Linked DNA regions of Homo sapiens: region 2 is linked to region 1. A link is a contact called in ENCODE Hi-C data. All regions are on one chromosome and are shown on one strand. Each heading gives the region's core, a stretch centred on a gene start or an enhancer-like site at or near the end of the contact. The rest is flanking DNA. Distances are from core to core; before and after follow the strand shown.

What was found. A loop is a pair of places that touch in the nucleus more often than their neighbours do. Pooled maps may share reads with other maps.
Region 2: a loop to region 1 is called in a pooled map, with 13 times the contacts of the local background. The contact joins the promoter of ZNF175 here to the promoter of LENG8 in region 1. A Hi-C loop is called at or near these places in 4 of 50 pooled maps.

Annotation. Positions count from the first base shown.
Region 1 is chr19:54,447,887-54,450,931 of GRCh38, forward strand. LENG8 (leukocyte receptor cluster member 8) reads left to right here and starts at 1,313. Exons shown (of 16, transcript NM_052925.4): 1 at 1,313-1,424. LENG8-AS1 (LENG8 antisense RNA 1) reads right to left here and starts at 1,152. Exons shown (of 3, transcript NR_126418.1): 1 at 676-1,152; 2 at 279-329. RefSeq lists an enhancer at 1,063-1,970.
Region 2 is chr19:51,569,349-51,572,799 of GRCh38, forward strand. It overlaps ZNF175 (zinc finger protein 175), which reads left to right and starts at 1,935. Exons shown (of 5, transcript NM_007147.4): 1 at 1,935-2,127. RefSeq lists an enhancer at 1,597-1,656.

The sequences.
Region 1 (3,045 bases), core at 63-2,562:
TTGGGATTACAGGCGTGAGCCAGCGCGCCCGGTCTTTGCAACGTTTTGAATAAATCCAAAATTATTCCAGAACAAAAAGCTTAGTACCAAAAAGAAAACAAAAACAAAAACAAAACAAACCCCCCCCCCCCCACAGAGTAAAATAACGGAAAAAGATCTACTATGCTAGCACTAACAAAATAATACGTAGTTATGAAAATGGTATGTATTTTTCAAGCTAGACGTTCATAATGGTAGAACATGAGGAGGAAAACTGCCTCTTAAATCCCACCACTTACTGTGACACAGTGACCGGTCCCTGCAGCGGACTGGATAGTTGTATCAGAGTCCTGGACGGAAACAGATGGCACTCAAAAGGTGGCGCGCAGTTCAGAGAAATGCCTATGTACGGATTTGGTCCAATGCCTCAGCCTGACCTCAGGGACCTTCGGGGGTCTGCTCCGCGCCCACCCTTACACATCTGTGACCCCACACACTTCCACCCCAGCGCCACTGCCAACAGCTACACCCATCCCCCTCCAACCGCGTCAGCTTCCAGCCTCGGTCCATCTGAACTCGCCGTGCCCCCTCCCCTGCGCCCTTCCAGATTCATTTGCTAGGGAAGCCCGCTCTTCCGGGTGGAGCTGTTCCTCATCCCCTTTCTTTATCATTCTCTCCCCAGGGCTTCCACATCACCGTGCTGTGGACAATCCCGGAACTCCTGTCACGCCAGTTTACATTTAGGAACAGTAATGGCTCCCACTGACTCAGTCAAAACAAGGCTGCGGCCGGGCACGGTGGCTCACGCCCGTAATCCCAGCACTTTGGGAAGCCGAGACGGAGGGATCACGAGGTCAGGAGTTCGAGAACAGCCTGGCCGACATGGTGAAACCCCGTCTTTACTAAAAACACAAAAATTAGCCGGGCATAGTGGCGCGCGCCTGTAATCCCAGCTACTCCGGAGGCTGAGGCAGAATTGTTTGAACCCAGGAGGCGGAGGTTGCAGTGAGCAGAGATCACGCCACTGTACTCTATCGTGGGCGACGACAGAGCAAGAGCAAGACTCCGTCTCCGAGAACAACAACAACAGCAACAAGAAAACAACAATAAAAAAAATAAGGCTGCGTGGGAGGCAGAAAGAGCTAATGCGGCCACGCTTGTCTCCTCGGGGCCACCGTCCCCACCCAGACTTCCGGTCTGCCTTAAAATGTTCATGCGTAAGTGCGTGGGCAGGAAGGCGGGCTCAAGCGCAGCTCGTGGCGTTCATTGGCTGTGCAGGGCCGAGGGAGGCGGTGCAAGGCCGCCGCGTGACGTCAGGACGCCGCGGTCAGGACGTCGAAGCCAAAGAAGACCAGAGCCAGCCGGGTGGCACAGCGGTGTCGTGGCCGTGTTGCTGATCGCCTGGGTGGTTGTTGGCGTGTCCCTGCAGCGAAGGATCCTGGTTGGTAAGGGGAGCGGCAGGCGAGCAGGCGGGCGGGGATAGCATCTCCTTTTGGTCTTGCGCCCCGCGAGCCCCGAGGCCTTCTCGGCCGTCGCAGCAGCAGACGCCGCGCGCGAGCGTCGACAGGGTGTGGCGGCGCAGGGGCAGCCACTGCGCCTGCGCACCGGGCCTGGGGCCGCGCGTTCGGGCACTAGCGCGCGTGCGCCGTCGTCTTCTAATTTCCGTTCCTCTCCCTTGGAGTTCTCGGGGCCCCGGGGCGCCCCTCACTCGCCGTTGACCGGGTGTTGCCCCGGGCGACGGGCGGCTCCTGCGCGTCTTTCTGGGGCGTGGTGCGCAGGCGCGGCCTGGGCAGTGGCTCCGTGGCTAGTCGTGGGGATCCGAGCGGCCTCCTCCACCCGGCGTCCTCCTTTGCCTTCGCCCAGCCTGCGGGACGGCCAGGTGCTCCCGGGACCTCAGGCCTCGCGTCTGATGCCTGTCTCTGTTCTTGAGACCCGTCCGGGAGTCCTCTGTCCAGCCCCCAACTCCTGACCTTACCTCTAATCTCCCTTCTGCCCTGGGGCTCCTCTTCCTGTGTCCCCGCCACGATCCCTCGTCTCCACCCACGCCCTGTGTCCTGTTTAAGTTAAGCCTTTGCGTTTCTAGGGCTTTTCCCCAGCTCCAGACTCCCGTTCCTATCCCGTCAACTCGTGGGAATTCCGGTTCTCCTGCGGGATTAATTATCCTACTTATCAGTTACTCCCTCTCGGGAGTTTAGGCTCCTGAATCCTTGCTCCGGAGACACTCCACTTTTCTTCCAATTCTCTCTGTACCCCACTCTTAATTCGTTGAACATGTTTTGGGTCTTCTTTGGCATTCCCAAAGCTTTATGTCCAGACACCCAACCACGGTGATCCCTTTTCTCTCCCAGCCCTACCCCTGCTTCCGGGAACCTCCCGTGGAAGCAGGCAGGGGTAGTCCCACTGAGGACTCCCACGTAGGTCTCTTTACTGCCCTTCGGAGACCTTTTTGAAATCAGTCTGTCAGTGCTAAGAACCCATTTCTTCACGTTGGGGTTCACGTTGGCATTCTCAGGAACGCTCAACGACCACTTGCTTCCAGGGTTAACTTCCGGAAAATCCCCTTTTCCTCTCAAAATTTTCTTCTCTTCTCCAATATTCTTCCAGCCCCCTCGATGCTCCCTGAAAGGCCTCCCTTTTCACAGAGTTCTCGGAAACCTTTCCACCCTCTCAGCCTTAAGGGTTCCCTCAGACTCTTCTCATTATAGCATCCATCCTCTTGGTTCAGGTTCCTTTCACAACCCGTACTCCCTAGCTTTTTTTTTTTTTTTTTTTTTGAGACAGAGTTTCGCTCTTGTTGCCCAGGCTGGAGAGCAATGGCGCAGTCTCAGCTTACCGCCCTCCGCCTCCCGTGTTCAAGCGATTCTCCTGCCTCGGCCTCCCTAGTAGCTGGGATTACAGGCATATGCCACCATGCCCAGCTAATTTGGTATTTTTAGTAGAGACGTGGTTACTCCATGTTGGTTAGGCTGGTCTCGAACTCCCGACCTCAGGTGACCTGCCCGCCTTGGCCTCTCAAAGTGCTGGGATTACAGGCGTGAGCCACCGCGCCTGGCCCCTAGAATTTTT
Region 2 (3,451 bases), core at 685-3,184, 2.9 Mb before region 1:
AAAAAGACTAACAATACTAAGTATTGATAAGGCAGTGGAGCAACTAGAATTACCATGCATATGATAAAAGATAACTATTAAAACACCAACTCTCACCCTAAATAAGGAAAATTCAGGAGCATTCTCATTTGAATCAGAAACAAGACAAGGATGCCCACTGTCACCACTGTTACTTGACATTATTAAAGAGGTTATAGCCAACAAGGTAAAACCAGAAAAATAAGCAAGAAATGTAAAAATTAGAAACTGAGAAATATTTCCAGTATTTGCAGATGATGTTCAAGTTCCCATAGATTTTAATATCATAATCTAATAATAGAGATAAGTCCCATAACTTTTGCCATATTCTGTTGGTAAGAAGCAAATCTCAGGTTCCGTTTGCACTCAAAGGGATGGATTTGTACAAGGTGTGACTCAGTAGGTGTCACCTTAGGGTATGCCTGCCCCACTAAGAGTATGAGGGCGCAGTTACCCCTCATCCTACAGATATACAGATGTCCCAGTGGAGGGACGCCTTAACTTGCCCTGAACATACACATGCGGGGCTGTTGTACTTAAAGCCTCCTACTTCTATCTCAATTTTCACTCTCTGCATTTTCCTTTTTTTAAATAAAATGTACCAAAGCCGTAGGGTAAATCCTATGACACAGTAAAGAATAGTCTCAGATTTATAAGTGGAGAAAATTCAAAAGTTCTAAGTCCGGGGAATTTCTTAGTAACTCAAACAAAATGTCACACTTTCTCACATAATAAAGATAAGTGTTTTTATTGATTTTACACTATTTGCTTACAGTAAATATATAATTGATGTTTTAAAATAAAAGCAGGTTTCATGCTTCATGTAACAAAGTTAGGTTCAGATACTAATGTGAAAACTCAACTATTCCTGGGAAACCATGTTCAAAAAAATGCTTCATTGGCTAAGCAGTCTTATTTTATTATTCAAATGGACTAAAAATGAGGTATGAAGTAATTAAAAGTAATATGGTGGCTTTAAGTGCAGAGATGGGGTGGCAGAAGCTGTGAACACAGAATGTAAAATCGGTAACTACAAAATGGCACAAACTACGAAAGCAATATATTTAAATTACTATTTTTTAAAAAAGAAGGATCATTTCAGATCTTCACCTTCAGATCCTCACTCAGCCCTGCCTCCTATTTCCCATAATCAGCCATTTTTTTAATTTTATGATTGCTATTACTCACCTTCTAGAATATATTTTTGTTTATTTGATTGAACAACCTCTTCCTGAAAATTCTGCCCAGTTGGGCTGGCTGACATTGATCTCAGTAATTGTGTTTTTTTCCTTTAACTTGATTATATTTTTTTCATTCGCCTCTCTTTAAATGAAGTGTCCCAAGAGCCCTAAATTCTCTCTTCAGGTGGTCGCTTGGTAGGTTACTTCATCAATAGGTTCATCCAGGTATAGAGAGCAATGGTGTAAGGATAACAAAGATACAATTTCTCAGAAAGATAACATTTTCAAAAGTGCTATTAAAGACAGTGAGTTGTTCAGCAATTCAGGAAAAAAAAGTCTTTAAATCAGAGGGAAAAATATAGAGAAAAAGTATTTTTCAGAATACATGTCAGTTTCTCCTAGAAATATATATACACAAGTATTGAATAGGTCCCCTGCCAATGTAGGACCCAAGACTTTTACTCTGTGACATTCCATTTGTCCTTGGCTGTACGGAATAAAAGCCCTTTGACGATGGCGGCCTCCAATATCATAATCCGTATGGGTGCGGCCATGCCGTCCTCCCTACCAAGTTTCTGAAGTTGAATGAACCGCGGAATAAAGGTACGCCGTTATACGCCATGATAACTGTTGGCGGAGCGTAGCTTCAAAAGTGTTAGTGGGCATGCGCGCGGTTCAACAGCGCCTACGGAAATCCTAACGGGAATGTAACCCAAACCGGAAGTGGCCTAGAGCGACCATTTAGCTTCTGTTGTTAAGTGGATCTAAGCCTATGTCGCTTACTGGACGCTGAAGTGATTGGGAATATTAGCAGTGGGGGTTCTGTAGGGTCAGGAAGGGGCGGCTGGCTTTGGGGGAGTGATGAGGGGCTTGTTGGGGGTGGGGGTGCGTGATAAAGGGATTTCTCGGCTGAAGACGAGGCTGTGAGGTGAGTGACGGGCTTGTTTTGGCTGAGCGATGAGGGGTTTCTGGGGTGGGTGATGGGTGCTGTGGGGTAAGTGGCGTTTGCTAATTTTAGTTGGATAATTAGCCTGTTAATTTTCCCTCTTTTCTTGCTTATTTTCTGCTTGTAGTATTTTTGTGACTTAAATTCCAAGTGTACTTTAATATCGGATTTTATATTGGTCCACGAAACTTGCTAACTTGAGGACAGTGAACGTGCATCTTAAGAGCGCCTTTGCGGATGGTGCTGGAGGACGTTCAGGGAAGGGATTCACTGTCCGTGGGACTAGGGGAGTCAGTGATTGATTGGCAGCCAAGAGCTTCAGAGGTTGGAGGACTTTGAGGATCACACTGTAACACTCTCAGGGGACCAGTGATGGGCAACCTATAGGAATCAGTAGAGTGGGGTTGCCAGGGGTAGCCTATGGCAGCCAGTTGACTGGAGGCGTAGGGGGTCAATGATGGGGATTTGTGAGGGTGAATGCATTGCTTTCTAGGCAGTGAGTGTTGGGGTCCTTCAGGGATTGGTGGGTGGGTCAGTGTTGGCCTCTTCTTGGGTCCCTTGGACATGGTAAGGATCAGTAATTGACAGTTGAGCACATCGATGATGGTTTCCTATTGGGGCATTTCATTTGGACCCCTATGTTGGGGATTATTTGTCGTTTTATGGAAACCAGAAAATTGTGCTCGCTGGGAAACATTTCTTGGCTATCAGGGCAGTAAAGATTTCAGAAGCCTGTGCCATGTCAGTGACTGGGAGGCATTTTGGAACTTTCTGGCAGCCCTGTAGTACACTCATTGGGGATTTCTGAAAGTCAGTCCTGTCAGTGATTGCATTCAGGTGCGGTGGGGGCAACTTATTGTGGACAGGCAAGAAATGGTAACTGGAGGCCCTGATGCATGTCTGCAAATTTTCTGTGTCAAGATGGGGATTGGGACAGTGATTTTAAGTTTTAGCTCTAGTCAGAAGAGGCTGGTCTGTGTGTGGTGTATTATGGACGGGGACTGAAAAGTCCAGAAGCTCAGAATAGGTACACCAGACAGAGCCACCTCCCGGCCTGAGTTCTATGAAGGCAACAGAAAGAGGAAATGGTGTTTCTGGAAGCTGGCCACGTATGGGTACATGAGATAGTGGAGACAGTGTACAGTTTAGAACAAGGCAGATGTGGGGCTGATTCCCTGTTTTTCCATTTACAGACTGAGTAACCTTCAGGCAAATTATGTAACAGCACACAGCCTCATTATCCTCATCCTCAAAATGGGTATGATAATGCCCATGATATTTAGCTGACAATTAAATTGACAACTTT